Linked DNA regions of Mus musculus: region 1 is linked to region 2. Evidence: chromatin loops called from intact Hi-C (ENCODE). Cell type or tissue: heart. All regions are shown on one strand. Links, peaks and the distances in the headings refer to the core of each region. The heading gives the core; the rest is flanking DNA.

Evidence for each region. Hi-C counts contacts between places; a loop is a spot of excess contacts. Peaks named below come from ENCODE experiments on the same cell type or tissue, not always from the same donor. Only the 100,000 strongest peaks of a DNase experiment are listed, where the experiment ranks them.
Region 1: a loop joins it to region 2, with 2.1 times the contacts of the local background. A loop is called at or near these places in 1 of 42 quality-filtered maps.

Annotation. Positions count from the first base shown.
Region 1 is chr2:120,154,500-120,161,418 of GRCm38, forward strand. It overlaps Ehd4 (EH-domain containing 4), which reads right to left and starts at 76. Exons shown (of 6, transcript NM_133838.4): 1 at 1-76. In heart, for the core only: a CTCF peak has its summit at 3,318 (motif pointing left); DNase peaks (open chromatin) are centred at 4,552 and 5,122; H3K4me3 peaks cover 147 bases; H3K27ac peaks cover 1,016 bases.
Region 2 is chr2:120,023,275-120,030,193 of GRCm38, forward strand. It overlaps Mapkbp1 (mitogen-activated protein kinase binding protein 1), which reads left to right. Exons shown (of 30, transcript NM_011941.3): 27 at 1-41; 28 at 269-865; 29 at 1,244-1,329; 30 at 1,830-4,129. The coding sequence ends at 2,057. It overlaps Jmjd7 (jumonji domain containing 7), which reads left to right and starts at 4,209. Exons shown (of 8, transcript NM_001114637.1): 1 at 4,209-4,302; 2 at 6,784-6,919. The coding sequence starts at 4,239. It overlaps Gm28042 (predicted gene, 28042), which reads left to right and starts at 4,209. Exons shown (of 27, transcript NR_104353.1): 1 at 4,209-4,302; 2 at 6,784-6,919. In heart, for the core only: a CTCF peak has its summit at 4,168; DNase peaks (open chromatin) are centred at 1,287, 4,227 and 4,902; H3K4me3 peaks cover 1,822 bases; H3K27ac peaks cover 2,305 bases.

The sequences.
Region 1 (6,919 bases), core at 733-5,732, 130 kb after region 2:
GCCGCCGCCGCACTTCAGTAAGAACCCCAGAACCCGCGTCGCTCGCTCTCTGTGCCCGACAGTAGCTCTCGCCGCCGCCCGCTCCTGGGTCCGCCCCCTGCCGCAACGACCAATCATCAGCCGCTGCGTCACGGGCGCGCGCTCATTATTCAGCAGCGATCTCAGGTCCTTCCTCATTGGGCGTTTGCCAGCGACTGGGTGGAAGCTCTAGCCAATGGAAAGGCGATCCTTGAATTATTGATGACGGCATCGGTCTAGAGGGCTGATCCCGGAGAGGGTGTAGTCCAGGCGGGGTGACACAGGCGCGTCTACCCGGGTACATCCTTCTGGCCAGGTGGCGTTGGCTTCCGGGCAAGTCTGAGCTGGCAAGAATGAACCACCGGAGGCTGTCCTCCTGGAACTCGACTCATCCCAAGTCTCCGGACGTGGATACTGGGGACAGAAAACTCAGAAAGTTGACAGACAAGTTCCTTTTCCTGGGGCAGGTTATTGCCCTGTTTACTACTGTCGAAGATACTCAGGCTCACCGATATAATTGGCAAAAATTGGAGAGAAAATGGACTTCAATCTATTTGCGCAGACACTTCTGCCTCCATTCAACTCTGGATCAATTAAAGGCCTCTTTCTGCTAGACACTAGTAGAAATAATTGACCATCACCTGTGTATCCTAAGCGAGAAATAGTGTTAGCGCATTTTCAGTGTGGCCAATGAGGCCAGCTGCATAGGAATAACCCAAGAGGCTTGTTAAAATGCAGGTCTCTAGTTCTTGATACAGACCCACCAAATAAAATGTTGAGAGATGCAGCTCAACAAATGCCTGCAGATGATTCTTGTCTGCATAAAGTTTGGAGAAAGATTGTGTGGGAATGACTTCTTGAACTTGGTGGAAATGCAGAGCTGATTCAGCAAGTAGTTGTAAAATTGCATTTTAAAGATCGTTCAGGTGTTGCCAGTGCAGCAAGGGTGGTTTTGTTGTTGGTGGTGGTGGTGGTGGGGTTTGGTTTGGTTTGGGTTTTTTATTTATTTGTTTATTTTTATTTTATTTTATTTTATTTTACTTTTATTTTGATTTTTCAAGACAGGGTTTCTCTGTGTAGCCATGGCTGTCCTGGAACTCATCTGTAGACCAGGCTGGCCTCGAACTCAGAAATCGGCCTGCCTGTGCCTGTGCCTCTGCCTCTGCCTCTCTGCCTCTCTGCCTCTCTGCCTCTCTGTCTCTCTCTGCCTCTCTGTCTTTCTCTGCCTCTCTGTCTCTCTCTGCCTCTCTGTCTCTCTCTGCCTCTCTCTCTCTGCCTCTCTCTCTCTCTCTGCCTCTCTGTCTCTCTCTGCCTCTCTCTCTCTCTGCCTCTCTCTCTCTGCCTCTCTCTCTGCCCCTCTCTCTCTCTCTCTGCCCCTCTCTCTCTGCCCCTCTCTCTCTGTCTCTCTCTCTCTCTGCCTCTCTGCTTCTCTGCCTCTCTGCCTCTCTGCCTCTCTGCCTCTCTGCCTCTCTGCCTCTGCCTCTCTGCCTCTGCCTCCCAAGTGCTGGGATTAAAGGCATGCACCGCCACTGCAGGGCATCAAGGGTGTTTATGACAGCTTTGTTCGTCACTAAAACTTGGAAACAACCAAGATGGCCTTTAGTAGGAGAATCACTAAACTATGTATATCCAGACCAAAAGCTGCTGTCTCTAGGAGGTGAACTTATTAGTGAAGTTTCTAGCTACAAGAACCAGATATATCTACATGCTAGAAACAACAATTGGACATTCAAGTAGAAAATCTGCATGCCTTGGAATAGCACCCAAACAAAGAGATGTTTAGTGCTAAATCTAAATAAAATGTACCAGATCTATATGCTGAGAATCAAAATATATTTCTAAGAGAAATGGAGACCTGAACATACTGCCCATACCTACCCTGTTCGTGGACCAGAAGACTCAACATTAAGATACAAAATTTTCCCCAATTCGTTTAATGCAATCCTCAGCAGGTTTTTGTTTTAGTCAGACTTAACAAAATGATTCTCAATTTCACATGATGGATGTGAAGTTCCCAGAATAAATACAACAATGTAAAATATAACAAAAATGGAATTCTTATATTACCTAATTTCAAGACTAATAAAGCTTTGAAAATCAAGACCCGGTGGTATTAATGCAAAAATTATCTAATGAACATAAACTAATGATATTTCAGCCACAGGCAACAAGTTTTTGTAAGTTTATCTTGACTTATGACATGTTTTAGTTTGTATGAGTACACTCCATGGTGTTTACACAATGCCTAACAATGCATTTCTCAGAACACATCATCATTACCTGTGATGAACGAATATATCGATGGAACAGAGTCCGAAAAGAGGCCTACACATACATAGTCAACTGATTTTTAACACAATAGATAATTTAGTGGATAATTCAAAATGTGTTTGTTTTTCATTTTGGAGCAGAGTCTTATACAACCAAGCTGGCCTCAAACTCACTAGACACCTGCAAATGACCCTGAACGCCTCTGCATTCTGCCTCCATCTCCCAAGTGCTGGGATTACAGGCATATGCCGCTGAGACTGGCTAAGCAAATCTTTTATAGAATCAGTTTAGAATGTTAGAAACGTCACATGCATGAAGCAGTGGGTTCTATCTGCACTACCGACAACAAAAAACACTATCCACATATAGTTCGAGAACAGTAGGATTTCTGTATACAGAAACATGAATTATGGAGGGTTGTAAACCACCAGTGGGTGCTGGGAATTGAACCCAGGTACTCTGCAAGAGTAACCAATGCTCTTAACTAGACCCCCAAATTATGTGCTTTTAATACATACAGTTGATTATATGTCAACCATTCTTTAATGAGTTGCAAAATATTCATATATTTTTGACTCGGGAATTTCATTTTGAAGAAACTATCCTGGAGTTATTTACCCAGAGGAATAATGAATATAAAACTTTATCTGAGAATATGGTTATTATCATTTAGAATACTGTAAAGCTGCAACTAGCTCTCTCCTCACAAATTTAAACAAACAGCGGTTTCCTATGCAGTACCTGAACATTGTATTATATAAGAAGAATTTTGGATTTGGATTGTAGCTCAGTGGTGGAGTGTTTGCTGAGCATGTATGAAGCTCTGGACTTCATGACCACCTGGGCTATGAGACTCTGTCTAAAACAATAAAATAACCAGAGACTTGAAAGATGTCTCAGTGATTAAGAGCACTGACTGTCCTCGCAGACAATGCTGGTTTGATTCCTAGCACTCGGATGGTGGCTCATAACCATTTGTAACTGCAGTTCCTGGGGGATTTGATGCCCTCTTCTGGCCTCAAAGGGCACTGCATGTATGTGGTTTATAGACATATAGGAAAACACCCATACAGATAAAAAAATATTTTTTTAAAGTGGAAAAGATAGATTAGAGAAGCAAATACACATGCAATTATAGAAGACAGCATGGTAGTTACTCAGAAAAATATGAGTGGAATTACTATAATATATAATTAGTATAATATAACTATACATCCAAAGGGATGTAAAACAGGGTCTCAAGGAGGCATGTGCACATCCATGATCACATCCATGATCACAGCCGCATTATCTACATTTGCCAAGAGGCAAAAGCAACTTGAATGTTCATGTATGCGATGTGGAGAGCACAGTGTGGTGGTTGTTATTATTTAGCCCTGCCACATGGGGCAGCATGGGTGAATCTTTGGAGCTATCCCGTGGTGAAGAAGCCAGCCTCAGAGAGGTGACTGCAGTAGGATGCCACTTTCTTGGAGATTTCTGAAGTAGTCAGGTTCATAGAAACAAGAAGTCAAGTTCAGTGGTGGTTACCAGAAGTTTCGGGAAGGAGGAAACAGGGCATTGTTCAGTGGGTATAGAGTTTCCATTTTGCTAGCTGGAAAAGCTACCGAGAGCTGTTGCACAATAATGTGCAGTGCTCACACTTGCTGAGCTGTGTGTATACTTAGAAATGGCTAAGATGAATTTTGTGCTGTATGGTATTGTGTTGTATTTTGTTTTGCTTTGTTTTTGAGCCAAGGCCTTTCTTAAAAATTAAATTAGTTTAATGTTATATGTGTGGGTGTTTTTGTATTATGTTTGTGCATCACATGCAAAGAGGCCAGAAAGAGGGTGTCCAGCCCCCGCCCGAGGACTGGAGCTATAGATGAATGTGAGCCACCATTGGTGCTGGTGATGGGAATTGAGCCTGGTCCTCCTAACTGCTGAGCCATGTCTTTACCCTTTATAGTGTTGGTTTGTTTGTTTGTTTTTAAAACTTTGTTTTTAAGTGGATTTTTGTATTTTTGTTTAAAAATTTTTTAAATACCCAAGGAAAAAAATAGAAGTAATAAGCTCCCAAATTGTAATGCTCCCAGAGTGTGGGAAAAGATAACTTTAGTTTTCTCTTTATGGGTTTTAGAATTTTTCAAACTTTACAGAACAATCACACTTTTGTCTTACAAGCAGGAAAGTAAGGAAGACAAATGAGCTGCCTTTAGGCCTTCAAACAGGAGAGGAAGTCCTGTGGTGCCTCCCTGCCACCCCCACCCTGAAGGCAGGGCTGCCTGGCCTTCCCTCCTGCCTTCTGCTTCCTGCAGCTGCATTCTTGCTCTTGCTAAGTCCCTCACTTAGAGGAGGGGTGACTAGTCCTCTCCCTCACCATCTTACGTCCATTTATAAATGGTGCTAATCCTTTGGTTTGCTTTATTCCCACTAAACAGCTCCAATTCCACCAAACTTTTCATTTGAAGCCAACTAGCCAACTTTTTTTTTTACAAGCTAATCCCATGACTTGCAGTTCTACAGTGAGTGTCATTACATGTCCAGAAATTGCTGTGCTATACAATTCTGTTTAAAAAAAAAAAAAAAAAAAGCCTGATAATAAGATTCACAATTCTCCTTCACTATTTGGAAGTTTTAACATAATTCTAGCACTGGAGAGATGCTTTCCTCCCCCTCACCCCTTGACATCTGCAGCAGGCAGGTGAGCTGGCCCTAAGGTCATGAGAATGGGAGAGCTGAAGCACTCTGGGGAGCCCTCCCCGCACCTAGTCTGGGCAGCCCAGTAGAGCTGGCCCTGGTGGTGTGGGCACAAGTATACAAAAGCCAAGAGCAGGGAGCTGGCCCTGCCCCTTGCCTGCTGGGGCACTGGGTGAGCACTGGGTCAGGGCGGTGCTGGAGCTGGTCCTGGTGGTTTTGGATGTTGGGGAGCTGGCAGGCTGACCAACTCAGCTACCACACAGGACAAGATCCAGAACATTGAGTTGGCCCACACTAACATCTACCCCATCTATGAACTGCTGGAGCACATGAAGGGGCTGGTCCTGCAGATCCAAAGCTACAGGATCTCCATGACACAGGGCAACAACAGGAAATCCGAGAGGAGTTCCAGTGAGGATCCAGCATTGATAGTGAAGCAAAAGCCAGAGGCCTCGAACCAGACCTCATTGCAATGAGTCATTACCAGTCATTGCAGTGGAGATTTGCAAGTAAAGAAGTGTGACAGGCCGGGTGTGGTGGTGTTAATCCCGCACTCGGGAGGCAGAGGCAGGCGGATTTCTGAGTTCGAGGCCAGCCTGTTCTACAGAGTGAGTTCCAGGACAGCCAGGGCTATACAGAGAAACCCTGTCTTGAAAAACCAAAAAAAAAAAAAAAAAAAAAAAAAAAGAAGTGTGACAAAAGGGTACACTGCATGACACTGTGACACAAAGTAAAGAAGTGTGACAAAAGGGTACACTGCATGACACTGTGACACAAAGTAAAGAAGTGTGACAAAAGGGTACACTGAATGACACTGTGACACAAAGCAGCTTCCACCAGCAGGGTTGGGTTGGGGGGGGCATTGTTTAGTTGGTCTTGTTTTTCTTCCTTCTTTCTTCCCTACGTGGGAGAGGTTGCAAGGGTCGAGGGTGGATACGAAGGAACAGGGAAATAAGTGGTATTGGAGTTCATGACATGAAATTTACAAAGAAGCAATACAAAGTTAAGAAAAATCACGCCTTTCATTGTCCTTTATATATGTGGGGTATCATGTGTACACGTTCATGGGGGTGCATGTGCACACATATGCACATGTGTGTACAGGCCAGAAGTTGATGTCAAGTGTTCTCCTCCTCTATTGCCCTCCACCTTGTTTTTTGAGGCAAGGTCTTTCACTGAACCTGGAATCTACTGGTGTAGTCGGGCTGGCTGGCCAGTGCTCCCCCAACACCACGCTGAGATTACAACTATGTGCTTTTATGGGGATGCTCGGGATCCAATCTCAGGCCCTACGCTTGCACAGCAGGCTTTTTATTTACTGAGTCATCTCCAGCCCTCGTCTGACATTTCCCCACAGTGTATTATGAGTTGGATCATGTTCAGTCTCTTATTGCCCTTCCATCTCTCCTCTCCTCTCAGCTGGACTCGGTGCTCTACCCAACCAGTCCTTATTCTGTCTTCCTATTTCCTTTTAAATCTAGATTTTGCATAAGTTTGGCTAGGTTCTAAAGTTGTTGTTGTTGTTATTTGAGACAGAGTTTCTCTGTGTAGCTCTACTAGAACTCACTCTATAGCTCTCTTACTCTTGCCTTTTGCCCTCTTGCTCCCCCTTTCCCCATTCCCTTCCCCCTCTCTCTTTATGTGGTCATGGTTGGCCTCTACTTCTCTACTCTCTCCCTCTCTCTGCCTTTCTCTGCCTTTACTACCCTCTTAACTCCCCTCCCCATGCCCTGAATAAACTCTATCCTATAATAAAAACCAAAACCAAACCAAACAAACAAACAAAAAAACAAAACAAAGCAAAAAAACAAAGACACACACACACACACACACACACACACACACAAGAACTCACTCGGGGCTGGAAAGATGGCTCAGCGGTTAAGAGCACTGACTGCTCTTCCAGAGATCCTGAGTTCAATTCCCAGCAACCACATGGTGGCTCACAACC
Region 2 (6,919 bases), core at 1,207-6,206:
ACTCCAGAAAGCCCAGTCTGTGCATAGTTTGGTACCACAGGGTAAGGAACCTTGATGAGTTCAACTACAGGTTGTGGGGGATGTGAGACATATATGTGGGCATGCTGGAGGAAGGTGGGTCTAGTGTGGCCCTGGCATGTCACCATGCTTGCCACTGCATGTCCCTTAGTGATTACACACAGGGGAGAGTAGCAACTGGGGACTGAGCCCTAGCATTTGCACACTTTCCTCACCACGCGACCTGCATCTGTCCCTGTCCCCAATGCAGATGAGGTGCCTTCATCACGTCCACTGCTCTTCCAGGAGGCAGAGACCCAGGGCAGCTTAGGATCCCTGCCACAAGCTGGTGGCTGCTCATCTCAGCCCCACTCCTACCAGAACCACACCACCAGTTCTATGGCCAAGCTAGCGCGTAGTATTTCTGTTGGCGAGAATCCGGGCCTGGCAACTGAACCTCAAGCTCCTGTACCGATCCGAATCTCACCATTCAACAAACTAGCTCTGCCTAGCAGGGCTCACCTTGTCCTGGACATCCCCAAACCACTTCCTGACCGTCCTACTCTGACCACATTCTCACCTGTATCCAAGGGCCTGGCCCACAATGAAACAGAACAATCGGGCCCCTTGGTGAGCCTAGGAAAGGCTCATACTACAGTTGAAAAGCACTCCTGTTTAGGGGAGGGTACTACTCATAAATCTAGGACAGAGTGCCAGGCTTATCCTGGACCCAACCACCCCTGTGCCCAGCAACTGCCAGTCAACAACCTTCTCCAAGGCCCTGAGAGCTTGCAGCCCCTGTCCCCTGAGAAGACTCGTAACCCAGTGGAAAGCAGCAGGCCAGGGGTAGCCCTGAGCCAGGACTCAGGTGTGCATGGCTCCCCAGTCTCACCTGGCCCATCCTTTCTGTCTCTGTTGGCTACTTTCTGGCTCTGTCCCATTTCTGTGTGCCTGGCCTTTGGTGTTTTTGTCCTGTCTGCTCCTGTCTTGGTCCATAAGTCACACCTCTGATGGTGAGACACTCTTGCCACCCTTCATAATCTCCCTGTGACCCAGTGAACCCTTTAGTCTGGATACTAGGGCTGGCTTTTCCTTCTAAACTTTGTGTGGTGTTGGGGAAGGTGTTGGAAGAAGGTGGGACAAGAGGCCAGGATTGTCGGCTGGTAGGGATTATAGCTCTGCTCTGAGAGCCCTGGGTTGGGATGCCTGAAAAAGCAGCAGGGCCTCACTGGTGTTTGTCCTTCAGAACTGGCCTTGAGTCTGCAACAGTGTGAACAGCTCGTGGCAGAGCTCCAGGGGAATGTACGCCAGGCAGTGGAGCTCTACCGAGCGGTGAGTATGGGGCAACCACTGTAGGCAACAACAGAGCTTCTTCTACACACTGGATGGAGAACTCAAGGGTATTCTGAGCATTGTAAAGGGGAGGGTCAGAAGCCAGGCCAGGCCTCTCAACCCCAGAATCTGTTGGTTATTTCTAGGCAAGAAACAGGGTCGTAGCGTAGAACACCATATTATTCAAGAAAATCCCAATTCATGGCTGTTATCTTTTTTTTTTATATCCCAAAATGGTTTGGGCACTTTAGATAGAAGAAACAATGTAACTGTCACATTTGAAAGAGTTGTTGGGAAAAGTTGTCAAGAAGTAGATGGTTCTAATAGTCTGGAGGGATCCTCATCTGGGCCACCCATCAGAGTGACTCTGGCCATCCTGATCTTGTGTGTAGAACTCCTAGGCAGTCCCTTCTACTGGGTGGGCAAGGCACTGGCAGAGCCCCTTTTCTATATTCCACTGTCTACTGCTCTCCAGCTCACTTTCAGTGTTCCTGTTGCAGGTGACCAGCTATAAGACACCTTCGGCAGAGCAAAGTCACATCACCCGTCTCCTGAGAGACACCTTCTCTTCGGTGCGACAGGAGCTCGAGGTTCTGGCTGGGGCGGTGCTGTCCAGCCCAGGTGGCAGCCCTGGGGCTGTGGGGGCTGAGCAGACGCAGGCCCTGTTGGAGCAATACTCCGAGCTACTGCTAAGAGCTGTGGAGCGGCGCATGGAGCGTAGACTCTGAGTTCCTGAAGCCTGTCCCAAGAGAAATGCTCTCCATTCCAAACTGTATCCCTGCTTCCACTCAAGAAAAGGTGGGAATGTCTGGAGTGGACAGCAGTGATCAGTGTTGAGAGGCAAAGCAGCCTTCCCAGCCGCCCTCATGGAGCCCCTGTATTTATTAATTTATTTCCCTGACTTTGCCTCACTTCCTTGGGACTCCTGCCTCTAAAGCCCAGCCTGGGGCTCACAGCAGGGCAAGTCTTGAGTCTACATCATCTTGGTGCTGTGAGGGGTAGGAGGGCAGCCTGCCTCCCCTGGGGACATCGGGAAGGGCTGGCCTTCTCTTCTTAGAAGCCATTTGAAGTTTCTGCAGGGATGAGCTCCCTGGGGCGGAGCATCCACAGGGTACTCTGGGATAGAGATGAAAGGTAATGTGGTATTTAGTGTCCTAAAGCCAACTGTAGACCTTTACCTCTACTCCCACACCAGCTGCACTCCCCTGCCTGCCAGAGCAGGGGTAGTTTCCCCCCAACTCCTGGCAGTGAGACAGCTGCCTGGCCTCCAGGGTATTCCCAGCCATTAGAAAACTTGAGTTGGTATCAGGAACTGAGCCCCCACATTCCAATCCCATGTTCCCTGCAAGAGAGCCCTAGTGTTTTTTCTGGCCCCATCCCTTTTCCCCCTTGTGGAGCTAGTTGTGGGATTTTTGCTGCAGGACAGTGAAACCCCTCTGCTGGGCAGACAGCAAAGCCTGGCCTACTTTCCTCAGCCCCTTAGGCTTCCTTGTTCTCTATCCCTGGTCCCCAGCAGACTGTTGAATCCCTGGGGACCACTTTCTCCCTACATCCTGGGCAATGCGCAATCAGAAACCTGTATTGGGAGTACCCTTATGGTTTACAGGGCACTGGCCCACCTTCCTAGAACCTTGGCCACACACACACACACACACACACACACACACACACACACACACACACACACACACACACACACACACACACACAAATCATATGCACAGTTGAGTGCTCATTTTAGAACACTTGCCTGGCTGGTATGCACCTGGTTTCCTCACATTTTTGCCTCAGCGTCACTAGCCTGGATTAATTGGAATTCTGATCCAGAAACACAAAAAGGGATGGGTACACTAAACACAAAAAGGGATGGATACACTAGACTGAAATTCTGGAGTTGTGGTGTCCACAGCCAGGCTGACCGGAGATGGCCTATGGGTCACCTGGCTCATGGAGGAGGCTCTTTTCAAAGGCAGTATTGAGTGCCCAGAAATACTGGACACTGGAGATTGTGGAATGAAGGCACTGGGCAAGAGACCACTGGAAAAGTAATAGCCGGACAGGTAGGTGGCAGAGGTAGGGATAGAGTTAAGGTAACGGTTAGAGAGTAGCAAAAAGAGAGAGAAGCTGTATGTTGGAAGAAGTGGTGAGGTGGTTGCAGAATTGGAGTGAGTATGTCTTTGGGCCTGGGCCCTCCTTTCCTCTGCATCAGGGAAGGCAGAGTAGTGACATTTCACCAGGTTTAGATAACACAAACCTGTCGAAACCTCAACGCCACTTCCCAGCTCTGAATGCAGAGGCTAGCAGGAAACTAGGTTTAATGGGTGCTTAGCTTTGTTGGTTCAACCTGAGTGTTGAGTATACCCAAACCATGTGAATACCCAAACCATGTGTTCCCATTTTTCTACCACACGCATAGTCAAACTCCTAGCCCAAAGAACCGAAGCCACTTGAGGTGGGCCCCTTGGCAGTGTGGGGGTTAGAAGTCGGCCCACTGCCCTGACCTCCACCAGGTTTTAGAGGTCTTTATGCCAGCCTGCCCTTCTAGAGAAAGCGCCACTACCCTGCATGGGTGGGGTCTTGTGGCCTGTGGCACTTTGTCCTCTTCTGCATGTCTGAGGCCACTGGCAATTGCTGCCCATGTCCAGATTTGTCCTATCCCAGTTTTGAAAGCCCCTTATTTATAACTTTTATACTGTGGCGCCTGTCTCCTCCCCGGCTGTACGGGGTGGGACTGTTTTAACGTTTCGTTTGTACGGATGTATGAAATTGTCAATAAACACAATCATTTGTTAACCTGCTAGCAAATTCTGAGAAGAGCGCCGCTTGTTGCACCTCCTAGAGGGCGGAAACGGGGGCGGGGCTGCGATCCTGGAGCGGAAATAGGGGCGGGTTCTTGTCCCGCGGCCGTCATGGCGGAGGCGGCTCTGGAGGCAGTTCGGAGGGCGTTGCAAGAGTTCCCGGCGGCGGCTCGCGGTGAGTGCACTCTCACAGGCAGCAGCGACCGCGCGAGGACAGCGCGGAGGGAGCCTGGGCACCCTGGAACTCAGTGTGCATGAGTGTCCGACCGGTGGCCACACAGTTTTGTGTGTACCCTTCTTTAGCTGGCGGACGGCTCCTTAGCTCAGGATCGCACGCCTGGCTGCCTTCGTGGGGTGCAGTTGTAGTTTTCAAGACCCAGCACAGCTCTGACGGTAGTCATGGTGCCATTCTCAAAGCCAGCGGGGTGCTGAGTCCCCGTGCGCTGCCATGCTATACTTTCACCTCAAACATCTCGGATGCTGGTGGGTTCTGAGGAGAGAAGCAGGCGACTTCCCTCGTTCATTCAGACTCCAAGCTTTGAGGATTGTAGGCAGCCGCCCAGTTGATCTTGTGTGTTTCCTTTCTTCTTCCTCTGGTCCTCACTACCCCATCATTAAACAAGCTGGAGAGATGGCTAAGTGGGTAGGTAAAGCTCTTAAGCACATGATGATCTGGGGTCACATCCCCAGCACTAACAGAAAACACTGGGTGTGGTGATGGTGGACTTCTGATGGGATTCCAGAGGTGGGAGGGAAAGGCAGGAGGACCCCAGGGGCTCCCTGGCCTGCCAGCTTAGCAACTGCTGAGCTCCAGGTTCAGTGACTTTGACTCAGAAAATAAAGTGGAGAATGGTATACACCTAATGTCAACGGCCTCCACACATGCATACACAGGCACACACCACACATGCGCACACCCACACACAGAGGGAGAGCAATTGATCAAGCACAATTTTGTCAATTTACCGGCTGTGTCACACACAGGTGGTTAGAGCAGTATTCTCAACCTATGAGGTCGAGACCCCAGAGCAGTCGCATGTCAGATATCCTGAACATCAGACATTTATCTTGTGACTCATAACTAGTAAAATCACAGTTATGAAGTAGCAACGAAATGATGTTACAGCCTAGGGTCACCACAACATGAGGAACTGTCTTAAAGGGTAGAGCATTAGGAAGCACTGCCCTGGAGGACGGTTGATGGGTCAGCTAAACCCTCAGAGCGGGTGTGCCTGCTATATCCAGGAAGCAGTGTGGACTGAGCTTGGAGCAGACTTTGTGTTTATGTTTATTTTTGTCAGTCAAATTCTTAACAGAATTGCTGGGTCAAAGGAATTGTTTGAAGTTCATTTTGAAGCTTTAGGGGAGAAAAACACCCACCCTCTAAAGGAAATGGTGAGCAAATAAAACCAGCATAATTATAGAAAACCCAAAGGCTGGAAAAGGGCAGGTTCAGGTCAGGTGATGGTGGCCCAGCACTCAGGAGTCAGAGGCAGGAGGATCTCTGTGGTTCCAGGCCAGCCTGGTCTGCAGAGTGAGTTCCAGGACAGCCAGGGCTACACAGAGAAACCCTGTCTCGAAAAACCAAAAAAAAAGAAACATGAAAAAAATACACAGGGTCAGGTAATGATAAATCTGTGGAGAAAAACTCGGCAAGGAGATAAAGATTGTTCCTAACAAGTGACAGTTTAAAAAGGGATGGTCAGGAAAAGAAGCCTGACATTGGACCCAGAGCACCAGAGGGAAAGCAAAGGTAGTTTTGAGAGACAACGGGTAGAATCAACAGGACTTAAAGACGCCCAGGCCCAGGGCCGGATTGGTATGGGGCAAAGCAACAGATACACACTCATACACACACAGGATGGCCTTGAGCTTGCTGATCTGATACTCCTGATGCCACCTTCCAGGTGATGGGTTTACAGATGTGAGCCTCCACATCAGTTTACACAGAGTCACTTAATGTCTCCATAGGTGTCACAGTGCATAAGTGTTGGCCCTAGATGGCCAAGCACGCTGCTGCTGGTCCGTGAGAGCAGAGCTCACTTCAGCCCCTACCTGTCTTCGAGTGTTGTCACTGGGCAGTTGCCTCCCTGCATAGACAGATGAGCCGTAAACTTGGTGAGATGGTGGTGGTGTCTTCTCAGCCACACTGGCCAGGCCCGGTGCTGGGTCCATTTCAGGCGTTCAGTGAATATCACCATTGGAGGCTGTCTTAGGATTTTACTGCCGTGAAGAGACACCATAATCACCACAACCCTTATAAAGGACAACATTTAACTGGGGCTGGCTTACAGCTTCAGTCTGGAGGCCAGCTGAGGGTTCTACATCTGGATCCTCAAGAAGAGACTGTCACTGGCCAGACTTGAGCTTATAAAACATCAAAGCCCACTCCTAGTGACACACTTCCTCTAACAAGGCCACACCGCCTGTTAGTGCTACTCCCTGTTGGTCAAGGATTCACACACATGAATCTGTGGGGTCATCCAGAGCCAGACCCACCCCAGTTAGCCTGTGGCCACCAGCTCAGTAGTGCAGGCCTCCTAGGTCGGAAGCACCCTTGCTTAGGATGTCCGTCATAGAGGGCTTCTTGGTGCAGTGTGATGGAAGTTGGGTACCACTGATTTCACACCTCCTCCACCACCATTTCTTTCTTAAGACCTCAATGTACCTCGTGTTGTGCCCTACCTGGATGAGCCCCCAAGCCCACTCTGCTTCTACCGGGATTGGGTGTGCCCCAACAGGCCCTGCATTATCCGAAATGCTCTGCAGCACTGGCCAGCCCTCCAGAAGTG